2 separate regions of the Homo sapiens genome follow, and region 2 is linked to region 1. Evidence: read pairs that join two places in POLR2A ChIA-PET (ENCODE). Cell type or tissue: IMR-90. All regions are shown on one strand. Each heading gives the region's core, and the rest is flanking DNA. Links, peaks and the distances in the headings are about the cores only. Region 1 overlaps LINC02917 (long intergenic non-protein coding RNA 2917). Region 2 overlaps MBNL1 (muscleblind like splicing regulator 1).

Region 1 (4,406 bases), core at 167-4,166:
TGTGTTAGTTTGCTGAGAATGATGGTTGAATCTTTAAATAGGCCGGGCACTGTGGCTCAGGCCTGTAATCCCAGCCCTTTGGGAGGCCAAGATGGGTGGATCACTTGAGGTCAGGAGTTTGAGACCAGCCTGACCAATATGATGAAACCCCATCTCTACTAAAAATACAAAAATTAGCTGGGTGTGGTGGCACGTGCCTGTAGTCCCCATTAATCAGGAAGCTGAGGCAGGAGAATCGCTTCAACCCTAGAGGCAGAGGTTGCAGTGAGTGGAGATTGTGCCATTGTACTCCAGCCTGGGTGATAGAGCTAGACTCTGTCTCAAAAAAAGAAAAGAAAAGAAAAGAAATATTTAAATAGTTATTAAGAAATTAGATGAATAAATCAGACATTGATAGGATGAAGATAAAAGTCTTAATGCAACACTCTTGGAAGTAGAGTGGACCAGTGGGAACCCCTATGGGTCCCCAACATTGAAGGACCATAAATAAATTTGCTTTGTTCACCCTAGTTTAGAGTAGTATGAAAAGCCACAAGAAAATAATGACAATGAGAAAGCTAACCTTCAATTGCCTGTAATGATGGTTCTACAATCTAAGCAAGATAAAGACTATTGAGAAGGCCTGGATTCCTTAGCCCAATCCCCAGCTGGGGAACAAAGGCCATATGCACTTGAGTGAGTAAAATGGCCAGGGGGTAGAAAAGAAACATGTCTAGGATTCCTTGACATAGAAGCTCCATGTACTACAGGCCAAAAGCCTATTGTTGAAGTGCTTACCCGGCCTACAGTTAGATTGGGAAGATATAGCAATGCAATGATTAATAAACTAAAGATGGGGCCAGGTGCAGTGGCTCATGCCTGTAATCCCAGAACTTTGGGAGGCCGATGTGGGTAGATCACTTGAGATCAGGAGTTCAAGACCAGCCTGGCCAACATGACGAAACTCCCTCTCTACTAAAAATGCAAAATATTAGCCTGGTGTTGTAGAGCACCTATAAAGCCAGCTACTCAGGAAGCTGAAGCAGGAGAATTGCTTGAACCTGGGAGACAAAGCTTGCAGTGAGCCAAGATTGTGCCACTGTATTCCAGTCTGGGTGATAAAGCAAGTCTCTATCTATTAAAACGAAAAAGAAGAAGAAGAAAAAAAAAGGACACTATTAAGAGAGTGAAAAGACAACCCACCTACAGAATAGGAAAAAAAATTTGTAAATCACATCTAACCCAGGATTATTATGCAGAAGATATGAATTTCTATAACCCAACAACAACTCAAGAATTTTGGAGGCCAGGCACAGTGGCTCACGCCTATAATCCCAACACTTTGGGAGGCGAAGGTGGGCAGATCACTTGAGGTCAAGAGTACGAGACCAGCCTGGCCAATATGGCAAAACCCCGGCTGTACTAAATATATAAAAATTAGCCAGGCATGGTGGTGCACGCCTGTAATCCCAGCTACTCGGGAGGCTGACACAAGAGAATCTCTTGAACTTGGGAGGCAGAGGTTGCAGTGGGCAGAGATCGAGCTGCTGCACTCCAGCCTGGGTGACGGAGCAAGACTCTGTCTCAAAATAAATAAATAAATAAACTAAAGATGGAAAGTTATATAAGAATTGAAATGTTTGAATGGACTTTAAGTGGAGCGATTGCATCTCCTTTATCTGAATGTATTATTAAAGATGGATATTCTGTATGACTGGGGAATATTTCTCTTACTTTCTGTAAAACAGAAGGTATATCAATCTGCCCATTTTCCTATATTGATTGGACATACCAAATAGGAACAATAAGTTTGCGGGAACCCAGAAAAATGGTTAATTTGAAATATAGACCGGAAACTGGAGTGCTGGTATGGATACATTCTCAGTACAATAAGCCTGTGTGAAACACATATTGGGGCTTATGGCAAAAGACTGTAAGTGCTTCCTAGTAATGACCACTGAGATTTTGGACCTGAAAAATATCCACTGAGAGACAGCTATGTTGCTATTGTGTGCCATTTAATACAGCCCTATACTGATGGTCAAATTGGGAAATTGAATGAAAACCTCCTATGTCTGCAAAGCAAAAAATAATCTTGTAACCTGAAATACCCATATGTCTTTAGTGATGTCAAAGAAACATTCTGATGGAGAAGACAATGCCCAGAAAAATTCTGTAATAAAATGAAAATGGTTTATACGGGAACATGCTACTAGTGGGGGAATTCGAGGAGGTGCCATGAATATTTTTCCTCCTAGAGCTGACTTTGAAACCACCTGAAGACCTGCCAAATCCTATTGCCACTTAGATGGTGCCTATTAACAGCTCTTGATTGATCAACAAAGAGCCCCTTGGTTTATAGTTGGCAGTTCCAATGTGAGTGGATAACACTTTATTTGGAAGGCTGATATTCTAGTTGAAAGAGGTAAAAATAACTTAGGCCGTCAGGCAGAATTGCATGCTATTTGTCTCTATATTTGAGTTTTTACTGAGTCATATGTGATGGCCAATATCCTGGCCATAGGGTTAGGCATAGAGGCAATAGAAAACTAGCCTATTAAAGGGATACACATATGGAGCATAGCCCTAAGGAAATCACCATGGGAATTTGAGGGTTGTGTTATAGTGGGATATGCTGATGCCAATCTGAAGACCCCACCAGGATCAGAAGGTGATTGGAAGTGGCAAATAGATATCCTGGTATACTTGCTCGAGGAGGCCACCTGGATCCATGAAATGTGTGGACAGTGGAGCTGCAGCAATGCAGAGATCTGCCAAATCTTAGACATATTCCTTTTATATACTCTGAGGAAGAAATTGACAATAAGAACTGTCCAGTCTGCCAACAAGAAAGACAGAGACTGTTAACAGCTTTGGGTCAGAGTCCCCAGGGGGAAGCTCCTGCACATAGCTGGCAAGTAGGACTGATGCTGGTAGCCCCTGGAGACTACAAATGAGCCCTGACAGGAATAGACACTCTGGCTAGGCTTTGCATGCTCAGTGGTAGGTGCAAATGCTCAAAATACTATAAAAGGACTGGAACAGAAGATACTGCACCAATTTGGACTGCTAAGTTACATTTCTTCAGACCAAGGAACACATTTTACAGCTCATAATGTCCAACAATAGGCCGAGAGATATAATCTTCTGAGTAGCAGTTTAATAGGGAATTAGAATAGGCAGTTGGACAATTTGTTGCTAAAATGGAGTAGGTAAAAGCAAGAAAGGTTGGTTTACACATCTTCATGAATGTGTTTTCACACTTAACATGAAGAGGTCCAAGAGAGGGTTTCCACTAGATAAATTCTACTTTTCTGGGGAATTTGGGGAGAAATATATGAGAGAGGATGCTGGTGTGACTACGCTATTTCCGACCCCACCCCAACCTCCCCACCATTACTCCAACTTTCCTTTTTCCTACCTGATACAGACCTGGGACTATGAGTGCCAGAAGTGGGAAAGATCTCTAAACAAAAGACTAACTATACCTTTACGCCTTTATGTCACAATTCCTAAGGCCCTAATGGGGTGGGCCGTACCTTTACCCTATTGAGCAAAATTAGGGTCAGTAAAAAATGTAGCTGTATTGCCTAGTGTTTGAGATAACCTGCTAGTTACGTGACTTTGTAATCCCACCCTAAATAAATAAGAGAGGATGGTAGGGGGCTGGAATGGGGGAAACACTTGCTAGACTACTATTGCTGTTAGCAATATGGACCTGCACAGTGGCCAAATCTCATGTCTCTTCCAAAAGTGAAAAAGTTTGGACAAAACTAAACAGTTAATAGAGCTAGGGAGTAACAGTAGCTGAGTAAGGGAATGAGTGGATATATTATGCAATGAGATAAGTCAAATATTACATTACTGCCTTGAGGGAGGTTCAGTAAAAGAACTGATACTCTCTATTAGCTCAATTATACCAGATGATGGTAAAATTGCTTTTGGGACCTGGCAAGGTTGAATGGAAGGCTGCAAACCTGAGTGGCATCACTGTGGGTCACTTTGGTCCTACAATATGATGGTGGACTGGACTAATTGTTAATGACTGAGTGAAACTCTAGTAATGAGCCAGTATCTTTTGACTCTTATTTCGCAAGTTATATCTACTGCCCTACTATGAACATAACAATGGTATTTTTGGTAAGATTATAGAACTGATATGGATGGTCAAATTGAGAAATTGAATTTAACCCTCCTCAGGATGTAATATTGATGGAAAATGACTGATCTGAATTGATGAATTCAGTCAATCATCAGCTAATTTCTATGCTAGATAATTCTATAGAAGTTTATCACAAAGTACAAATAATGGTAAATCAAAGGATAAAAATATAAAAGTGTTGTAATGACTTTATAGGACAAACCAGTTCTTTTTTTAAACCTATCCTTACCCCATAGTGGCTCCTCCAAATGTGAGGTATATTCAT
Region 2 (4,406 bases), core at 210-4,209, 170 kb before region 1:
ATTGTGTCACTGCACAGGCCAATTTATCATTCCCCTCTGAGACATGGGCTGTATATACAGCTATCATATCAGGAAGCCTGACTAGGTCCCCATGTGCTGCCTGCACAAGATAACATACAAAACATGGCATGAGTCCAGGGAAAGGCCTGTTCTAGAAATTTACATCAACAGAACATAAATAGTCCATTATAGTGCCTGAGCAATTTAACTGGATGAGTCCTATCACAAATGAAGGATGCTGGACTCCGCAGAGAAACATTTTATGAGTAATTACATGTTGCTGTCCAACAAATGTCCTATTACACAAAAAGAAATTCTCTAAAGTTGAATTTAAAAACACATAAAATCTTCTCACAATTATTGGTCATAGTCTGGAAGAAACATCGCATTCAATTCACTAAACATTTAATGAATGCCAAGGATATTCAAAACACTATATATATAGAAGTGATTAATGCAAGCTTCTCATTCTTAAGGAGTTTATAAACTAGTGGGGGTTAGAAACAATTTACAAATTAACTGTAAAATCAAGAATAATGTAGTGTATTCTATGACACATAAAAAGGAAGGAAATGCCAAAAAGTGAAGCTATTCATTTTCATGAAGGATGTTGCATTTGATGATCACTGTACAATGAGGGACCCAGGAGTAAGAGCACAAAGAAAGAATTAAACTCTTCTGTCAATTGCGACCACAGGTTGACTACAGATGCAAGAGTTGGACAAAAATCAAAAAGGCATTCTGTAAGAATCAATTGGCCATATAGAATTTAAATGTTGAGCATTGTATATTTTATTATAATTTTAATTGTCTTCCATGTCATTTTATTAGTAAATTTTATAATAAGCATAATGTATACACATGCATTTTTTTGGAGAGTCTGTTGTCCAGCCAAAAAAAAAAAAAAAAAAAAAAAAACAGTATAGAACTTTAATGCCACCGTAACCAAGGCCTCAGAACAGTCAAGAAAGTTTTGTCACTTGGACTCGACCTTAATAGCAGTTTTCATCTGTCAGGTGTGTCAATGATGCCATTTTCCTGAAATGAAGACAATATATTCTAGTTTTTGCTGTGATTTAACTAGTCACATTTAAAGGGTCCTAATGACCTCAAGATCTTTATGGATATGATTAAACCCTAACCTCACCACTCCTTGGTTCCCTATCTGTAAAACTAATGAACTGCATGACATCATTTCTAAGGACTCTTCTGATGGCAATTCTAACACACTAAATCAGCAGAGTTCAATGTGGAAAGTGACAAAGGAAAAAATCATCTCTAAATGCTAAACAAAACCATTGAACACTGCACAAGCAATCTTTTAAAATGCAAAGAAAAAACACATTTTAAACTTAGGCCCCCCAAAAAAAGGTTTTCCGTGAAGCTAAATCTAACACCTGAAGTTTTTGTTATCATATTTTAAAAGCTTTGATTATATGAAGACTTGACTACTCACTGATTTGTCTCTCCAACTTACTCTAGTAAAAATGTAAGTAGAACCACAACTGAATCTCAATTTTTTTCCAAGCTACTTCAAAAATGCTAGAGGAACTTCCAGTAGTACAAATAAAAATAAGGTTAGTAGGTTGTATTCCAAGTTTTAAATATTAACATGATATTGAATAATCATAATAATCAGGGGACTTTAAATAGGCAGGATATTACAATTTGAACTGGTTGCAGTCTGTGAATGCCTGTAGAGTGTCTTTTTTTGAATCTGGATTGATTTTACTTCTGTTCTTCAAATTGACATAATAATAGCTAGTCACAGCTTAGAAACAAGATTTGCAGCCTGTCTTTTCAAAGATCTATGTAGTAATGATAAACCCAGTGGTTTGAATCCATCAAGCTCATGCTAAGCACTATGTCTCTGGGTGAACAGTTGCTGCTGGACAATGAATCTTTTCAAACTACCTAGAAGAGAATCTGTAAACCCACAAACAAATGATTCTCCATCAATCAAGTCCTATTTTAATTCAAATGCAGTTTAGAACCACACAGTGGAATACATTTGCAGTAATTTTATAAACTTAAAACATTTTATCATTAGAACAAATAAAATGCAGTTTTATTTGTACTAATGAAATAAAAAACATAGCTCAATAAATATAATCTCCAAAATTCTACCATGAATTAAAACTTGTAATGATGCTACATAATTTCTTGTTGAGTTTCAAGACATTGCAAATATAGTAAGCAGTATCCGTTTTAAGTTTTGTCGTAAGATAAATACATTTTAATGATCAAACCACTTTCAAAATGCTTGTAACGTGAGACTGCTTTTTTCTTCCAACGGTGACCTGTTTTTCTCTAGAACAGTCACTAAGAAAAATATTTTTCAGCTAGTCATAAGAATGACTTCCTTAGCAGCCCTTTCCTTTGTACCATTAAACAGTCTGGAAAATTGCTTGCTTGACTCATTCACACTGTCAAAATATACTACAGGCTAAGGTTGACCATCAATTTTCTCTGTATCCTGTAACAACACACCCAATTTATGCATGAAGTTCTAAAGCAACAGTACTTGCAGTCTTAGGACTACTTTCATACATTAATATTTTGCAAAACTATATTCACATAGGCTAATCTATTCATTTGTTGCAGCTAAAGGATACTACTTGTTGTACATGAAAATCTGTATACATTTAAGTCCACTACAATTAAAAGGTAAATGACCAAATGAACGAAATAAAGTCCTTAGGTTACAATGTATCCTTTATCGTCTTTTTGAACATCTCGTTGAACATCTATTTGAAAACAGAACTTGATCGATGAAGAATCATTTGTTTGTGGGTTTACAGATTCTATGGGTTTATAAATAAGAATCAGTTAGAAATTCAAAGAGAAGATATTAGACTTACTTGGAGATAACTGTGGAGTTATTTCAAGATTAAAAAAATAAAACAAAAAATAGGCCAGGCACGGTGGCTCACGCCTGTAATCCCAACACTTTCAGAGGCCAAGGTGGGTGGATCGCTTGAGCTCAGGATTTCAAGGCCAGCCTGGGTAACATGCTGAAACCTCATCTATACAAAAAATACAAAAATTAGCCCGGCATGGTGGTGCATGCCTGTAATCCCAGATACTCAGGAGATTGAGGCGGGAGAATCACTTAAACCCAGGAAGTGGAAGTTGCAGTGAGCTAAGATTGCGCCACTGCACTCCAGCCTGAGTGACAGTGAGACTGTCTCTGAAAAAAAAATTTTTTTAAAGGAATAAATAATTTGAAATTCTTTATACAACTAAAATAGTCACAAAGTCATATCAGGTAGTCACAGAACTCCACATAAATTTATAAGAATCTTTTAAAAGTTAACACATTATTTTATCAACTGGCTGATTTGTCATTAATAAAGGAAGTTAATAAAGCAGAATGGAAGATCTGTAGAAAATGGAGACCTGCTAACTACAACCAAGGTACCATCAAGTAGCTTTTTTTTGTTTGCTTTTTAGGGACCAAAAATCATAGGAAACGGTATTTATAAAGAAAAATATATATTTTTTGAATCAGAAATTTAATGGGGACAGTTATGAAACAGTTACTGTACCTTCTAACTATGAATAAGAAATTACTAAGCAGGTGAGAAGGTTATTTTATCTTCTTAATCTTTTTAAAAATTCATCCATAGTTTTAATAAGCAAAGCAAAATAAATAAATAAATAAAAGAAGAAAAAGAAGGAAGAGGAGGAAGAAAAAGAGAAGGCAAAGCCAGCTCTATCTGAAAGTCTGGAGCATGTGAAAATTTCCAGATGGTTTTATCCTTAGGAGATAAATACATCTTCTCTATAGATTGAGAAGTCATGGCAAAAATACTATGTTCCCAGAACCTCTCAGCAGTATTAAAGGAATGGTTGTTAATCAGAGGCACACAGCTTTTAAAATATATATCTGCCCATGTCTGTTGATTTAGAAATTCCAACTAGGTGATGGAGCAAGCAGGACTAGGTGATGGAGCATGAAGGTCTAGGTGATAGAGCAAGCAGTGGGGTGAGAGAATAAATAAATATATTCCAAGTCTCTTCTGCTTTGTGCAGGCAGGACGCTTGGAAAAGTACCTGAGAAGCTATTTGCACACAGTGGGCATGCCATGCAAGCTGTTGACTCACATGGAATTAAGTGGATCTTGCTATTAGTATAGCTGATCACTAGGCAAAAGAAAGGTTTGGGTCTAATAGGTATTTGCAGCAAAGTGGTCCAACTGGCAAAATCTCTTACACTCTCTACTTTCAACGCTGAGTTTTCACTTTTCTACTGTTAAAGTTCAGAACTGACAAGTTTGAGGCCGCAGGTTTAACGTGCATTTTTTAAAAGGCAGTCATAATTGTTTATGCTCCCTCATTCTTCAAAATTCATATGCTAAGCCAGATAAACCAGAGGTGACAAGAGGTTACAGATCAAAAGCCCT

The links. Peaks named below come from ENCODE experiments on the same cell type or tissue, not always from the same donor. Only the 100,000 strongest peaks of a DNase experiment are listed, where the experiment ranks them.
Region 2: POLR2A ChIA-PET joins it to region 1 with 5 read pairs; 2 of 35 experiments call an interaction of 5 or more read pairs at or near these places.

What each region holds. Positions count from the first base shown.
Region 1 is chr3:152,142,978-152,147,383 of GRCh38, reverse strand. All of the region lies in intron 2 of LINC02917 (long intergenic non-protein coding RNA 2917), which reads left to right. Among named protein-coding and RNA genes, the nearest start is that of LINC02917, 60 kb to the left of the region's middle. In IMR-90, for the core only: no CTCF peak of the experiment used is centred there; no DNase peak of the experiment used is centred there.
Region 2 is chr3:152,316,127-152,320,532 of GRCh38, reverse strand. All of the region lies in intron 2 of MBNL1 (muscleblind like splicing regulator 1), which reads right to left. Among named protein-coding and RNA genes, the nearest start is that of MBNL1-AS1, 49 kb to the right of the region's middle. In IMR-90, for the core only: no CTCF peak of the experiment used is centred there; a DNase peak (open chromatin) is centred at 2,362; H3K27ac peaks cover 150 bases.